2 separate regions of the Homo sapiens genome follow, and region 2 is linked to region 1. The links are chromatin loops, found by intact Hi-C in ENCODE. Cell type or tissue: B cell. All regions are shown on one strand. Each heading gives the region's core, and the rest is flanking DNA. Links, peaks and the distances in the headings are about the cores only.

What was found. Peaks named below come from ENCODE experiments on the same cell type or tissue, not always from the same donor. Only the 100,000 strongest peaks of a DNase experiment are listed, where the experiment ranks them.
Region 2: a loop joins it to region 1, with 2.1 times the contacts of the local background. A loop is called at or near these places in 1 of 110 quality-filtered maps.

What each region holds. Positions count from the first base shown.
Region 1 is chr6:109,889,231-109,898,141 of GRCh38, forward strand. No RefSeq gene overlaps it. Among named protein-coding and RNA genes, the nearest start is that of GPR6, 85 kb to the right of the region's middle. RefSeq lists an enhancer at 3,931-4,545. In B cell, for the core only: no CTCF peak of the experiment used is centred there; a DNase peak (open chromatin) is centred at 5,251; H3K4me3 peaks cover 632 bases; H3K27ac peaks cover 2,644 bases.
Region 2 is chr6:109,841,236-109,850,146 of GRCh38, forward strand. No RefSeq gene overlaps it. Among named protein-coding and RNA genes, the nearest start is that of GPR6, 130 kb to the right of the region's middle. In B cell, for the core only: no CTCF peak of the experiment used is centred there; no DNase peak of the experiment used is centred there.

The DNA.
Region 1 (8,911 bases), core at 3,327-7,326:
CCCATATGATTTCCTTGATGGAATTGTTATACAAATTTGGGGGCCACCATTTCAGGGATGGCTAGTCTCCCACTGGAGAATCTCCACCACCTCTCTCAATGTATTTTCCAGATTCTCGGCTAAACCAGGCCTTCGCATTTGGAGAATAACTTAGGACCACCGGGAGGGGAGGCTCTGGGAGGAGGGCCATAGCCAGGGCTTCTTCCCTAAGATGCGGAGTGGTCATAGCTGCCCATTTTGCTTCCCTGTCTGCCTTTTTGTTTCCTTTGGGCTGGCCTCCAGTGTTCCCGCCCTTTGGTTCCCCCTGCAGTGTATAATAGCTACCTTCTTTGGGGCCCATACAGCATCTAAGAGTTGTAGAATTTCCTCCTTATACTTTATTTCTTTACCCCCAGCAGTTAAGAGTTCTCTCTCCTTATATATAGCTCCATGAACATGCAATGTGGAAAAGGCATATTTAGAATCAGTATAAACATTGACCCTTTTGCCCCTCGCCAGCAAACAGGCCCTCGTCAGGGATATTAGTTCTGCCTTCTGGGCTGATGTTCTGGTGGGCAGAGGCTGAGCCTCCACCACTAAGTCCAATGTTACCACCACATACTCAGCCCAGTGGACCCCTTCCAGTATAAAACTGCTTCCATCTGTGAAGTATTCAACATCTGGGACTCTAAGGGGGTGGTCCATGAGATCTCCCCAGCTCAAGAATACTTCATCTACTATTTCCACACAGTTATGAAGTGGGGCTCCCGGTTCGACTGGGAGCAAGTTGGCCGGGTTAAGGGTGTTTACTGTTTCTAAAGTTATGTGGGGATTTTCACATAGGAGCCCCTGGTACTGAGTCATCCTTGGATTCAATAACCAATGGTGCCCTCTCTGATCCATTAAAGTTATAATCGAATGCAGTACCCAAATAGTCAGTTTTGCCCTAAAGTCAATTTGTCAGCTTCCTGTGTCAGTATGGTGGTGGCAGCTAGTGCCCTAAGGCAAGGAAGCTACCCTAGCACCACGGAGTCCTGTTGTTTGGATGAATATGTCATCGGGCGATGCAATGATTCTATGACTTAAGTCAGGACTCCTATAGCCATTCCCTTTCATTCATGGACATATAGAAAGAAAGGCTTAGTTATATCCGGCAGTCCTAAGGCTGGGGCCTAAGTTATGGCTTCTTTGATTTGTTTAAATGCCCTTTACTGATCAGCCTCCCAGAGGACGGGCTCCCTTTCCCCACCCTTTGTGTCTTCATATAAGGGCTTGGCCATAAGTGAGAAATTTGGGATCCAGATATGGCAGAACCCTGCCACCACCAAGAACTCTCTTATCTGGTGCCGGGTAGTTGGAATTGGGAGTGTTCAAACAGCCTGTTTTCATTCAATGCCTAGCTGGTGTTCCCCTTGGGTCACTATGAAGCCCAAATATTTGACCTTCTGTTGGCAAATTTGAGCTTTTCTCTTGGACACCTTATATCTGGCCTTCTATAGGAGGTGGGGGAGGCCTTGGGTTCCCCAGTAGCAGTCCTTCCGGGTTGGGGCCATCAAAAGGAGGTCATCCACATATTGTAGCAAGGTGCAGTTGTCATCTGGTGGGGTGTAGGCCTTGAGGTCGGCAGCCAATGCCTCTGCAAAGATTGTGGGAGAGTTTTTTTATCCTTGTGGGAGTCTAGTCCAGGTGAGCTGTTCCTTTGTGCCTGTGACTGGATCCTCCCATTGAAATGCAAAAATGGGCTGACTAATTGGTGGCAGGTGAAGGCAGAAGAAAGCATCTTTTAAGTCCAGACAAGTAAACCAGGCTGCACTAGCCGGAATGAGTCCCATCAATGTGTACGGGTTTGGTACCATTGGGTGGATGGTTACAGTAGACTGCAAGTCCTGCACCAGTCTGCATTCATTCATTCAGTCCTGCACTGGTCTGTAACCTGCACTGGTTACAGCATGCAAGTCCTGCACTGGTCTGTATTGATTACTCTCTGGTTTTTGTACCAGCAAAAGTGGAGTGTTCCAGGATGACTGGCATCAGGCTAAGATTCCATGTTCCAAGAGCCACTTGAAATGTTCTTGAATGCCCTGTATGGCTTCTTGGGGTAGTGGGTATTGATGAACCTGACCAGTGTTGCTCCTGATTTTAGCTCTACTATCACCAGTGCCTGGTTTACAGCTAGCCCAGGTGGGTTGTCCTAGGCCTATACTCCAGGAATCTTACAAAGCAGCCCATACAGTTCATCCAGTCCCAGTTCTGGTAACTCCTTGATGTACAGTCTCCATTCTTCAGCCTGAGGGATGGTAAGAGTTAACACCATGGCCCTTGGGTAAGTCAGATTTAGAGTCATATCCCCTTGTGGCCCAAAAGCAATCTGTGCTTGCAGTTTTTGGAACAGGTCTCTTCCCAGCAAGGGAACTGGGCAATTTGGGAGTTACAGGAATTCATGTTGGACTTCTCTTCCCCCATGACACAACTCCTAGGCCGGCAAAATGGCCTCTTCTCTGGGACCCCTGAAGCTCCAACAATAGTTGCACGATGTATGGATAGTGGCCCTATGGGCTGTGTCACTACCGAGTGTTCAGCCCTGGTGTCTACCTTAAAGTCCATCAGTTGGCCCTCTACTTCCAATATGACCATGGGCTCCTGGGGGCCTAAGGAGATGGAGCCCGGTCTTGCCTAGTCTTCATACCCTTCAGTCCCTGCCAGCCCGATAAGGTTGGCGTCTGGCTCCTTTGGGGTACAGTAGCCCTTGGCTGGCAGTCTTCTAGTTTTATAGCCTCTGTCATTTCCCTTGTCATCCTCAGACATTTATTCTTCCAGTGTCCCTTCTTCTTACATCATGTACATTGGTCCCTATCCAGTCTTGGCCAATTTTCGGGTCTTTGCCCAGTTTGGTCCCTTCCTCATCTGTGTCCGCATCCACGTCCTCTGGTGATACTTGTTCCTCTTTCCATGAGTGCTGCTGCTAGCAGATCAGCTTTCTTCCTGAGTCTCTGATCTGCTTCCCTTTTTGCCTCCTCGTCACAGTTAACATACACCTTGGTGACCACTTCCAAAAGTTGGGTGGCATTCATGCCTGTGAAACTTTCTAGCTTTTGTAGTTTCTGCCTGATGTCCCCCTGGGTTTGTCCTGCAAATGCTGCATTCACCATGCACTGATTCTCAGTAGCCTCAGGATCAAACGGAGTGTAGAGCTGGAACACCTCACAGAGTCTCTCATAAAACTGGCTAGGGCTTTCATCAGTTCCCTGAAGCACTTCCGAGATTTTCCCCATATTGACTGCCTTCTTTCTGCCCTCCCTTAGTCCTTGCAAGAGTGCCTCTCGGTACCTCTGCTGGTGCTATAATTGGGTTGCAACATTTGGGTCCCAGTGTGGGTCTGCTTCTGGGAATTGGCCCTGAGCGTATGCCTGGACATTAAGTGTGCCTTCTGGTGCATTGTTTTCTAGCCAGCAGAGGGCTGCTTGGGTCACCCTTTGGCGCTCTTCGTTGTTAAACAGCGTCAGGAGGAGCTGTTTGCAATCTGGCCAAGTTGGATTATGTGTCTGAAAAATGGACTGCATTAGATCTATGAAGGCCTGGGGCTTCTTTGTGTGTGAGGGAGTATGGTGTTTCCAGTTTAGGAGATCAGTGGTTGAAAAAGGCTGGTAGATGAAGGTCCATTGCCCCCCTTGGATATGGCCATATTAATCATAATAGAGGGGCCCCAAGTTTCCCAGAGAGGCATCTGCAAAGCCCAGGTGCGGCCAGACTGGAGGCAGCTTGCTTGATCAGCCTGAATTTCCTCCTTGACCTCCTGGGGCAGTGGTTCTGATTTTTCCTTTTCGGGTGAAGCCTGGGGCTCATCATTATCTGAACCTGACTCCTAAGGGGCCAGCCTTGGTAAAGTGGGGTAGATTGGGGTATAGGGAGGAGGGATTTCTATTTCCTCCAGTGGTTCCTGCAAAACCAGTTTTTCCTGTCTTTCCTGTGGCTTTCCCTTTGTCCCCGTAGCTTCTGGTGAAGCTGATTTTTCTTTCATTTTAGGTTTGGCTCAAGCCACAAGCATTTTGTAACTAGCCGCCAGGCAGGGCTGTAGTCATGCAGGTCAGGTTTGGACTATATTCAGCCATGTATTAATATAAGGAAATTGGTCTGGATGCCCTGGCTGTCCTCTGACCCCAGTCACCACCCAATGTATACAGCCAATTGTTCCCCCATCTATTGTTCCTTCGGCTGGCCATCTGACATGAAAAGAGGGCCATTCTATTTCACAAAGGGTTCTTAACTTCTTGGGGGTCAACATGATCCCATAATCCCCTGTATAACCTTTCTTAAAGTTCTTTAACATACATTCTAATGGGGTGAGTTTTGACGGCTTCCCTCCCATTTCCTCCCGGTTATGGTGCAACTCACTCTCTTTTGCTTTCACTTCAGACCAATTAGACCACCTCCCTCATGGGAGTATTTCAGATGCCATTTAGCATTGGAGGGTTTGTATAAACCCCAAACCTGGACCCCACAATCACTAAATTGTGGGGAGCCTCCATAAGCTGTATGCAGTTCACCACTAGTCCCAGTCAGTCCCACACTTGCTCGGGACATATGGTCTCACACTAGGAGACTTGCAGTCCCACATGCTCCACTCCACTCATTCACACGCATTCACACACTCTCCCACTCCCAGTTCTTCTTCTCAGGTTGGGGTGTAGGTTTCAACCAACTTAGCGAGCCACTCTCATGTCCTGGGTTGGACTACTAGGTACATCCCGGGAGTTGATCAGACTCCCCTTCCATCCTTATGGGACAGGTCCTGCCTCGAGCCCCAAACCTTACTGCAGTCCTGTAGCATGCTGTTCCTGGAATCATCCAGTAGCCCCTTAGGTTCTGTTGCACTGACGGGGAGGGGCACTGGGTCACAGGAGAGCCCATCTCTCACCTGGGTTTAAGTTCCCCCCTTGGCACACCTGAGGTCATGTGTCTCCCCCTGGCTTGGGTCCCCAGACCCACAGGCAAAGGAGACAGAAAACCTGTCATCTCCAATCCTGGATGAGCCCCCAGAAATGTTACATGAATCAAGGGACAGGAGAGACCAATGGGTGGGACAGGAGGATTTTATTAGGAGCGCACCGGCCCAGGAGATTAACATCCGAAGGCTGAGCCCGAACAAAGACAGGGCTTGACTTTTATACATGCATCTGAAGGGAGGTTGGCCGGTTTGATGGCACAAAACCTGTAGTGTGGGCAAACAAGCTTTCAGAAGCAGAACAAAGGCAGTTGTTGAACAGTGACAGGTTTTGTAACTCAAGCATATCTTGTGACCTTACAATGCTGCACAGAAGGGGAAAAACAGGAACTTACAAAACTTGCAAAAATAATTATAAGAACAGAACAAGGAACAATGGTAAGGGAGAAGAATCTGAAGGGGGAGGCCGAAAAAGAAAAACTTGTGTTTTGTTTTTTTGTATCTTCTGCTTCATTTGTGCAGCTGCTATCACTTCTTATTGCTCATAGAGAAATACATCACACTGGGTATTACAGAGATTCAGTTGTAGGGGATTAACAAAGAGACTGCTTAGTTAAAGTGAGTAGATTCTTTATCTAGCTTATTCTTTGACCTATTTGATTTTAGTTGGTTTGGTTCATGGGGACCCTGGCTAAGGAGGATACTCCAAACTCTTGGTAATATCCTTCTGATAGTTATAATAGTTATAATAGTAGTCTGTCTGGTGTGCTGTATTCTCTCAACAGTTTTAAATGTTTGCATGCAGCCATCTCTAGAATGTCATTCCACTGTCTTCAAGTTGAATGGCAAGAGCTGAAAAAATGTGTGACCATAAGGGCACTGTAACCTATGAATTATGTGCTGAGACCAGAAACCCAAAATCATGGTAACTGAGAGTAGTGCTAAGGCCCTAATTTTCAGTCACACTCTTACCTAAGTGAGAACCTGACCAAAACGAGAGAATTTTTAAACAAAATTGTGGAAAGGCCATTGTTTTGGACTGAGCTTATGCACTAGGCTGCAACAGACCAGACCAAACCAAAATGGAGTCTCTCATACTAAATGTGACATAACCAAACTAAAACTTTAAGGAAACACATCGATCCTAGAACAGATTAGCTTTTGTTTTTTCCTCTGTATATAGCACATTCCAGCATAAGGAGATACCCTCTACTCTAAACCTTACAACAACAACAACAACAACAACAAAAAAAAAAACAAAAAAAACCCTAAAGTTCTTATTCCCACCTTACAAACCCCACTGTTCGGCTATTTCCCAGTGGGTCTCAAAACCAAGTAAGTACAGACAATGGTAATAGTGACATCAATGACTAAAGTTTTGGCCAATCTGTCAAAATTGAGAGGATGACCCAAAGTAGGAAATTGTTCAATCAAGTTTAGCTGATAGCTGCCTCCTTACATATTTTAAGTTCAGCCTAAATGTTCCTCTCTACACCATGAACTATAACCCAAATAGAGTTGTATACAGACTGTAGTGTCAATGAAAAGAGCCAAACTCTGTAAAATATTTGAAGAGATTTATTCTGAGCCAAATATGAGTGACCATGGCCCATGATACAGCCCTCAGGAGGTCCTGAGAACATGTGCCCAAGATGGTCGGGGTGCTGCTTGGTTTTATACATGTTAGGGAGGCATGAGACATCAATCAAATACATTTAAGAAATACATTGCTTTGGTCCAGAAAGGTGGGACAACTCTAAGGTTGGGGGGCGGCTTCCAGGCTATAGGTAAATTTAAACATTTTCTGGTTGACAATTGGTTGATTTTGTGTAAGACCTGGGATTGATAGAAAGGAAATGTTCAGGTTAAGATAAAATATTTTGGAGAACAAGGTCCCTTTGAAATCTTATAGTGGCTTCCCTTAGAGACAATAGATGACAAATGTTTCCTATTCAAATCTTTAAAAGATGCGAGACTTTTAGTTAATCTCTTTAGGATTGGGAGGGCCTGGAAGGAAAAGATCTAGCTATGTTAATAGATTCTCTACAGATGGAGATTTTCCCCCACAAAGGACAGCTTTGAAGGGCCATTTCAAGATATGGCAAAGAAACATGTTTTGGGATAAAATATTTCGATTTTTCTTTTTTTCATTGTCTTGTAATATTACACCAGAGTCAGGATGGAAAGTAAGTCACAGTATAGAGGGTTAAGTAAAACCCATCCAATGAGAAGTTACCGTTTGTAGGGCATGACTCCCCAGACCTTTTAGATAGGAATTTGGGCAAGATGAAAAAATCAGAACTTAGTCCTCAGTAGCCAAATCTTGTGCCAATCACTGAGTTTTGGCCAATCAAAGGTGGCCAAGTGTTCAAACCAGGTCCAAATAAGGCAAACACTGAGCTGTAACCAATCTTGCTGTTTCTGTACCTCATTTCCATTTCCTGTATATCACTTTGCTTTTACTCTCCACAAATCTTCCAACATGTGGCTGCACTGGAGTCTCTGAGCCTACTCTGGCCTGAGAGGCTGCCTGATTTGTGAATCATTCTTTGCTCAATTAAACTCTGTTAAACTTAATTTGGTCAAGATTTTTCTTTTGACACCGGTATTCATGGTGTAAACATTACTTGGAAGCACCGAGTGGTCTGCCTAATCAAAAAAAAACAATAGAAAGTGGAGAGTGCTTTTTTCCCCAGAGAGCTGGGCTGAAGACAGGAGTTAGGAAAAGAGCTGTAGACTACTATTTTCATTATAAGGCTTTCGGTATAACTTGGCTTTCAAAATTACATAAATGTCTGATTTGGGAGACAAATTTTAAGTTTCATCTAAGGAGACAGACCTAAGGAAGATGTGATTAACTTTACATGGAACATGCTCAATGTCTCAGTCTGTTCAGGCTGGCACAACAAAGGATCATAGACTGGGAGGGTTAAGCAAGAAAAGTTTATTTTCTCACAGTTCTGGAGGCTTGAAGCCTGAGATCAGGGTGGCCCACATGGTCTGCTTCTGATGAGGGCTCACTTCCTGGCTTTTCAGGGAGGGAAGGCTGAGACAAGGTACAGGGGCAGGCTGCAGCCTGGGGCGTGTTAGAGGGAGCCCGCAGGAGGGATTTCCTTCAGCACAAACCTAGCCCCTATACCTCCTGGTCTCTGGGGAGGTGGAGAGCTTTGTCTCATTGGGTGTTGGAGCTCTTGCAGGGTGAGTTGGGCAGGTGGAGGTAGCTTGCTCTGCCCAGAGCTGTCCCCAGCTTGCTGGCTGACAGACCTGAACCACACCCTCCAGCTTAGCCTCACTCAGCCATTCATATTTTTCCCTTTATCTGTGACTTCTTTAATTTCTTAATTCTTTTATTTTCCAAATTGTTCCCAACATGAACCAGGAAGAGGGGGTGGCAGTCTAGGCAAAGAAAGGCAGATTTATTAGAGAAAGTATGAAAATACATTCAAAGGTTACAACAGGCAGCACAGCAGAAAAGGGGCTGTCTGCAAAGAGGTGGGGCTGGAGGGAAGTTTTCTAGGGTTGTGCTGGAGGGGATTCCATGCAGGGTTCTTGTGCCTGAGGAAGGAAGCCATTCATTGTGCCCACTGAGGTAGTCACACCCTTGGGTAGTTTGTGATCAGCCGTCTCTTAGAACAGTTGTTCATTGTTCTTTCCCATCTGGGGCCTTCCGGGAAAGGCAAGATGGGGGTGGGTTAGCTCAGATCACTGTCATAATTTTTTCACTGATATAATTTTTGCAAAGGTGGCTTCAAAAATAGTGCAAAATTGTTGGAGCAAAGGCTGTGTGGATTGAGGGTTGGAGAGAGGGCAGCAGGAAATGGTAGGAGGTGGTGGGAGATATTTCCAGCAGAGGTAGGAGCAGGCATGGTGGCACTCTCTGCCACCCTACCAAGGCACCAAGCTTCACTCACTGTGCACCTGGCTGGGTGGGAAGAATAGGTCAGAGGGATGCCACTGAAGACCAGGTGACAGGTGATGAGGTGACACAGA
Region 2 (8,911 bases), core at 1,624-5,623, 50 kb before region 1:
GTCCCACAACCCCATCCTCTGAGCTCTGACCCTTCCCATCCTCCACCACACAACCACCAGGCTTCTATGTCACTCTTCCCATCTCAAGAGGTCCCCATTCTCCTCCAACTGATGCCCCCCAAGTCTGTGAGAAGACGGCTGCTTAACTATTATGAATGCATCCATTTACACCTTGGCTTAAGTATGCTTTCAGCTAATTCATTCAATAGACTTCGTGTGTGTGTGTGTGTGTGTGTGTGTGTGTGTGTGTGTGTGTGTGTATTTTCTATGTGCTAGGCCAGATGCAAGCCTACAGAGGCTGGAGAGTTAGGCAGGGACTGGGTCTCCCCACATGTGTCTGCCAGCTACCAAAAAGAAAAGGCAGCCCTGATACATGGCAAAGTACGACAATTACAGGATTAGACCTGAATATCTACTATTACTAGGCTCTTTGCTAGAGATTGAAAACACACTGGCAAGCAAGACAGCTCATTTTTTCAAAGAGTTTACAGCCTGGTGAAAAAGACAGGCAAGAAAAGGGCACTTAAGCTTCATAATGGTAAGCATTATTGTATTAGTCAGTATTCTCCAGAGAAACAGAAATACATACATACATACATACATACATACATACATATATATATATATATATATATACATGTATATACACACGCACACACACACTCACCATTCCCAAACTTGTGGTAGTTCCACTTACAACTTTTGACTTTACAATGATGTAAAAGTAGAAACTGTACTTTGAATTTTAAATTTTGGTTTTTTTTCCTGGGCTAGTGGTAGGTAGTCCAATAGTCTCTTGCAATTCTGGGCGGCGGCAGTGAGCTGAACTCCCAGTCAGCCACACTATCATGAGGGTAAGCAATGGATACTCTACAGTGTACTGCATTGCCAGATGGTTTTGCTCAATGCTAGGCTAATGGCAGTGTTTTGAGCATGTTTAAGGTAGGCTAGGCTAAGCTATGATGTTTGGTAGGTTGGATGTATTAAATATGTTTTGACTTATGATGTTTTTGAGTTAATATTTCAACTTATGATGGGTTTATCAGAACATAACCCCAGCGTAAGTGGAGGAGTATCTGTACACACACACACACACACACACACACACACACACACACAATCAGCCCTCTTTATCCATGGATTCCACATCCATAAGTTAGACCAACCATGGATTGAAAATATTCAGAAAAAAAATTGCGTGCGTACTGAACATGAGCATATTTTCCCATCATTATTCCCTAAACGGTACACTATAACAACTGTTTATATAGCATTTACATTGTTTTAAATATTATAAGTAATATAGAAATGACTTAAAGTATACAGGAAGAGAATTGTCTATTCATGTCCTTAGCCCACTTTTTGATGGGATTGTTTTTTTCTTGTTGATTTGTTTGAGTTCTTTGTAGATTCTGGTTATTAGTCCTCCATTGGATATATAGATTGTGAAGATTTTCTCCCACTCTGTGGATTATCTGTTAACTCTGCTGATTGTTTCTTTTGCTGTACAGAAGTTTCTTAGTTTAATTAAGTCCCATGTGTTTATCTTTGTTTTTGTTGCATTTGCTTTAGGGTTCTTGGTCATGAAGTCTTTGCCTAAGCCAATGTCTAGAAGGGCTTTTCCAATGTTATCTTCTAGAATCTTTATGGTTTCAGGTCTTAGATTTTTGTATAAGGTGAGAGATGAGAATCCAGTTTCATTCTTCTATATGTGGCTTGCCAATTATCCCAGCACAATTTGTTGAGTAGAGTGTCATTTCCCCACTTTATATTTTTGTTAGCTTTGTCGAAGATCAATTGGCCTTAAGTATTTGGCTTTATTTCTGGGTTCTCTATTCTTTTCTATTGGTCTATGTGCCTATTTTTATACCAGTAACACGCTGTTTTGGTGACTATGGCCTTATAGTATAGTTTGAAGTCAGGTAATATGATGCCTCCAGATTTCTTTTTTCTGCTTAGTCTTTCTTTGGCTATGCAGGCTCTTTTTTTGATTCCATATGAATTTTAGGATTGCTTTTTCTAGTTCTGTGAAGAATGATGGTAATAATTTGATGGGAATTGCATTAAATTTGTAGATTGCTTTTGTCAGTATGGTCATTTTCACAGTATTGATTCTGCCCTTACAAATGGCCAACAAGCATATGGAAAAATGCTCAACATCACTAATTATCAGGGAAACGCAAATCAAAACCACAGTGCATTTCCCTGATAATTAGTGGTGTTGAGCATTTTTTCATATGCTTTTTGGCCATTTGTATGGGTAGAATCAATATTGTGAAAATGAGCATACTGACAAAAGCAATCTACAATGTTGTGAAAATGACCATACTGCCAAAAGCATCAAACTACTTACCATGATTCTGTGTGCAAATCAAAACCACAATGTGTGAAACCCCGTCTCTACTGAAAAAAAAAAATACAAAAAATTGGCCGGGCGTGGTGGTGGGTGCCTATAGTCCCAGCTACTCGGGAGGCTGAGGCAGGAGAATGGCGTGAACCTGGGAGGCGGAGCTTGCAGTGAGCAGAGATGGCACCACTGCACTCCAGCCTGGGTGACAGAGCGAGACTCCGTCTCAAAAAACAACAACAACAACAACACCACAATGCGACTGGGCATGGTGGCTCATGCCTGTAATCCCAACACTTTGGGAGGCCGAGTCAGTGGATCACCTGAGGTCAGGAGTTCAAGATCAGCCTGGACAACATGGCGAAATCCCGTCTCTACTAAAAATACAAAAATTAGCTGGGCGTGGTGGCAGGTGCCTGTAATCCCAGCTACTCAGGATGCTGAGGCAGGAGAATCTCTTGAACCCGGGAGGCAGAGGTTACAGTGAGCCAAGGTTGCGCCATTGCACTCCAGCCTGGGCAACAAGAGTGAAACTTCGTCTCAAAAACAAAAACAAAAAAAAAACAAGCAAAAAAAAAAAACACCCCACAATGTGATACCACCTCACTCCTGCAAGAATGATCATACTTTAAAAATAAAAAAAAATAGATGTTGGCATGGATGCAGTGAAAAGGGAACATTTACACACTGTTGGTGGGAATGTAAACTAGTACAACCACTATGGAAAACAGTGTGGAGATTCATTAAAGAACTAAAAGATCTACCATTTGATCCAGCAATCCTACTACTAGGTATCTACCCAGAGGAAAAGAAGTCATTATATAATACAAAAAATATACTTGTACATGAATGTTTACAGCAGCACAATTTGCAATTGCAAAAATATGGAACCAGCCCAAATACCCATCAATCAGCAAGTGGATAAAGAAAATCTGATATATAATATATATTTTATATATATATATACACACACAATATATATATAGATATATATATACACTATATATAGATATATATATTTTGTGGTAAGGTTTGTGTTGCAAAGCTTGTTGATTGGTGTTGCATTGTTTTCATCTTTTAGTGCCTCACCAAACATGTTGGTATTAAAAAGAATGCTATGATCACCAAAAAATTGAGAATTGCTGCATTACATTCTAAATCACAAAGGAGCAAAGGTGTCATTTTCTGTTTCCAATATCAGTGATATATATATATATATCACATTTTCATATATATACATATATGTGTATGTGTATATATACATATATATGTGTATGTGTATATATATAAACACACACATACACACACACCATGGAATACTACTCAGCCATAAAAATAAATGAAATAATGGCATTCACAGCAACTTGGATGGAATTGGAGACTATAGTCTAAGTGAAGTAACTCAGGAATGGAAAACCAAACATTCTATATTCTCACTCATATGTGGGAGCTAAGCTATGAGGACGCAAAGGCATAAGAATGATACATTGGACTCTGGGGACTCGGGGGAAAGAATAGGGGATGGTGAGGGATAAAAAACTACACATTGGGTACAGCGTACACTACTCAGGTGAGGGGTACACCAAAATCTCAGAAATCACCACTACAGAACTTATTCATGTAACCAAACACCACCTGTTCCCCAAAAACCTATTGAAATAAAAAAATAAAAAATTAAAAAATTAAAAGTAAATAAAATAACATACAATGTGGCACATATACACCATGGAATACTATGAAGCCATAAAAAAGGATGAGTTCATGTCCTTTGTAGGGACATGGATGAAGCTGGAAACCATCATTCTCAGTAAACTATTGCAAGGACAAAAAATCAAACACCGCATGTTCTCACTCATAGGTGGGAATTGAACAACGAGAACACTTGGACACAGGAAGGGGAGCATCACACACCGGGGCCTGTCGTGGGGTGGGGAGAGGGGGGAGGGATAGCATTAGGAGATATACCTAATGTAAATGACGAGTTAATGGGTGCAGCATGCCAACATGGCATATGTATACATATGTAACAAACCTGCACATTGTGCACATGTACCCTAGAACTTAAAGTATAACAATAAAAAAAAAAATGAAGTATACAGGAAGATGTGCATAGGTTATATGCAAATATTATGCCATTTTATGTAAGTGACCTGAATATCCACAGATTTTGGTATCTGAAGGAGGTCCTGGAACCAATCCCCCATGGATACTGAGGAATGACTGTTATTTATATACACATAATTCTTTATAAGGAATAATCACATATGATGAGGGCAGGCAAGACCTAAAATCTGCAGGGTGAGCCAGCAAGCTGGACACCCAAGAAAGCCTTGGTTTAGCTCCAGTCCAAGTTAGAAGGTGACCCAGGAGAGTTGATGGTGTCATTTTTATCCAAAGGCCAGCAAGCTGGAGACCCAGGAAGAGTCAAGATTTCAGGTCAAGATTGAAGGCAGGAAAAAAAGTCTATGTTCCATTTGAAGGGTGTTAGACAGGAAGAATTCTCTCTTACTCACAGGAGGGTCAGCCTTTTTGTTCTATCCAGGCCTTCAACTGATTGAGTGAAGCCCACCCGCATTAGGGAGACAATCCACATTAGGGAAGCAATTTGAGTCCACTGATTCAAATGTTAACCTCATCCAGAAACACCCTCACAGACACACCCAGAGTAATGCTTGAGAAAATGTCTGGGCACCCTGTGGTCCAGTCAAGTTGACATATAAAATTAGACATCACCGTCATAGTGTGTGGTAAGCACGGGGCATCCGGGGAGCACCCAGGAGGGCACCTAGATCAGCAGGGCTTTGCTGATTAGGAAGAAATCACACTTAAAATTAAAGTCTATATGTGGACTCCTTATCTAGAGGTTCTCAACTGGTGCACAGGGAATCCTTTCATGGATGTGCTATCAGTTCTTCACTGGTATGTAGAACTGATTTGACTACAGCTGAGTATTCCCACAGCAGGGCCATCTCTTCAGGTACAAGGTGACCTGGGCTGGCTGAGCAGCTTGCTGTGGAGCGAGTGCCATGGCTGCGGGTAAGAGGGGAGAAGTGGAGCACAGTCAAGTTCCCTCCAAAGAGAGGACTCTGCATGCTGGGCCGTAGGACAACTGGGCCCCAGAGTACAGGAGAGGTAGCCCAGGCAGCAACCATTCTGTTCCAACAGTCAATGGTGCTGAAGGGGCCACTGGGACAATCACTGTGCTATTATATTTTGTGGTAAGGTTTGTGTTGCAAAGCTTGTTGATTGGTGTTGCATTGTTTTCATCTTTCAGTGCCTCACCAAACATGTTGGTATTAAAAAGAATGCTGTGATCACCAAAAAATTGAGAATTGCTGCATTACATTCTAAATCACAAAGAAGCAAAGGTGTCATTTTCTGTTTCCAACATCAGTAACAACAAACAGTTCGGTCTGAGCCCATTATGTGTGTCTTCCTTGCTCTGAGAGGGTAAAAAGTTCACCTTATGAAAGAATGTAGGCAAACTTTTTCTTTTGCTGTAAATGACAAAGCAATTTCTCTACCCATATTTTGAAAAATTGTTTTCATTATGAGTTTGACTTTACTCCTACTTTCTAAAGGAAGGGCACAGGAGATACTAACAAATTCTTTGGCATTGCAGGCAACAAATTATCCACAAAGACTTTCAAGGCAAGAGCCCTGAGCAAACACAACTCGTGGCCAAGCGCCTTGCAAGTTGGCCCCCACTGAGGAGGAGAAAAGTGATTTCTTGCCAACCAAGGTTGCTTATATTCCCACATTTAGTATCCTCAGGTGTGGTGCTTAGCAGCCACCTCCCAGGCTGGAGAGCTTTGAAGAATCTCCTCTTTGGAGACCCAGACATTGATTTTGAAAAAGCACCATGCTGCACTAGCCCTGAATGCCCCCCAAGACGGGCTTTCCCATCAGCTCACAAAGATGATCTAGTCTGAAATGAGGAGCTGCCAGAGTAACTCTCAGGGCAGTGGGAAGCATCTAAGTACAATGGGCTTTCAGAACGGCAAAGGCACTTTAGATCCATAAAGGGCCTTAGGAAATAGCATTTCTCTCTCCAAATGCTCTTTAAAAAGTTATGTAAGTCAACTCCACCATCAAGTCCAAGTTCATATTAATTCACTGTCGTCAAGTTAACCCAGCTCAGCACCAGCTCCTCCACTGCTGAGCCCACACCTACATGGAGTTGTCTCCACAGAGAGTAGGGGCAGATGCGAACCCTCACTCAATCGCCAGGGCTTTGCATACATTCTCATGTTAATTCTCACAATGCATTTATAAGATACTTATTATTTTCCTTGTGGTAGGGGAATATTGGGATAGTAACCTTTTCCCTCTTCAGTTTATGTTTTCACTCCCTCTCTCCTATCATGGCCAGGCTTTAGGAACCATGCCATTGGAAAGGGAATAAAAGAAGCATTTCTATGTTGGTTTCCATAAACCAGTGATATTGGAGAAAGGAGAGGACTATCGGCATTTCCAGAATGTTGGAGGATTTACTTTTTTTTTTTAAGGAGGAATTCTCTTTTGCATACCTGCCACACCCACTCTCCACTAGGAAAAGAATGGGAAGAGAGGATGGTGAAGTAAGAATAACCTTTGGGTCCAGGCACAGTGGCTCATGCCTGTAATCCCAGTATGGGAGGCCAAGGTGGAGGATCACTTGATCCCGGGAGTTCAAGACCAGCTTAGGCAACTTAGTGAGACCTTGTCTTACCAAAAAAAAAAAAAAAAAAAGAATTAACCAAGTATGGTGGTGCATGCCTATAGTTCCAACTACTTGGGAGGCTAAGGTGGGAGGATTGCTTGAGCCCAGGAGCTCAAGGCTGCAGTGAACTATGATTGTACTACTGCACTCCAGCCTGGGTGATGGAGCAAGACCCTGCCTCTAGAAAATAAATAAATAAATAGAAAATGGCCTTTAGAGGTCCCTGGAGAGAGGGGCTACACCAGGTTCCATTGTCTAAAGAGAGTCACAACAACCTCTCCCATCTCACACACTCTTCTTGCAATGTGAGTGTGACACCTTTCAAAGAGAGGTGGGGCCGGTTTCCCCTTCTGTGGTCCTGAGCAATCTGGAGACTCTGGCAGCAGTAGCTCTTAAGGGCCATGCAGCTCTGGTTTGGGAGCTGAGACTCTCACCTGTAAGTCCAGGGCAGCCATGCTGTGAGGAAGCTCAGGTCGCATGGCGGGGCCTCGTGGAGGTGTTCAGGCCCCAGCTGAGGTCCCTGCTGAACAACTGCCATCAACAACCACACATGTGAGTGTAGAAGCCTCTAGATGATTCCTGCTTTCAGCCATCAAGTTGAGCCTATCTGAGGCCTCACGTACCACAGCAGAGAGGAAAGGTGTCCCCACGTGCTCTTTGTAAATTTCTGACCCATAGATTCCATGAGCATAATCAAGTGGTTGTTTTAAGACTCTAAATTTTGCAGTAATTTGTTATGCAGAAATAATTGAAACAGGGCCCAGTATTCTTTCACCAGGACTGAGGGAAGTGGTAAACACTCTTGGATTTGAGAATGCCAGAACAGAGGATCTGTACTTCCCGAGAGCTCTAGGGTAAGATCTAAGAGACAGAATAACTACATGATGGTAGACAGGGCCTTGGACAGCCTCTTAGATTCTGGAAGCCTACCATGGTCTGGAACTAGCAGGATGATTCCTCTACCTGCAAGCATGGCACAGATATGAAGGGATGAAGTAGCAAACACACCGGTCTTATTGGTGAGACATTTATGTGCCAGAGGTTGGGAAATAAATCCAACTAAAATTCAGGGAACTTCAACTTCAGTAAAATTTCTAGGGGTCCAGTGGTGTGGGGCCTGTCGAGATACTCCTTCTAAGGTGAAGGATATGTTGCTGCATTTGGTCCCTCCTACAACCAAGAAAGAGGCCTAAAGCCTAGTGGGCCTATTTGGATTTTGGAGGCAACACATTCCTAACTTGGCTCTGTTATTCCAGCCCATTTATCGAGTGACCTGAAAGGCTGCCAGTGTTGAGTGGGGTCCAGAACAGGAAAAGGCTCAGCAACACATCCAGACTGCTGTGCAAGCTACTCTGCCACTTGGGCCATATGACCCAGCAGATCCAATGGTGCTTGAGGTGTCAGTGGTAGATAGGGATCCTCTTTGGAGCCTTTGGCAGGCCCCCCTAGGTGAATCACAGTGGAAGCCTCTAGGATTTTGGAGCAAGGCCCTGCCATCTTCTACAGATAACTACTCTCCTTTTGAGAGACAGTTCTTGGCCAGTTACTGGGCTTTGGTGGTAACTGAATGTTTGACTATGGGTCATCAAGTCACCATATGACCTGAACTGCCTGTTATGAGCTGGGTACTTTCTTATCCATCTAGCCATAAAGTGGATCATGCACAGCAGCATTCTATCATCAAATGGAAGTGGTACATACATCATCAGGCTCAAGCAGGTCCTAAAGGCACAAGTAAGTTACATGAAGAAGTGGCTCAAATGCCCATAGTCTCCACTCCTGCCATCCTGCCTTCTCTCCCCCAGCCTGTACCAATGGCCTCATGGGGAGTTTCCTATGATCAGTTGACAGAGGAAGAGAAG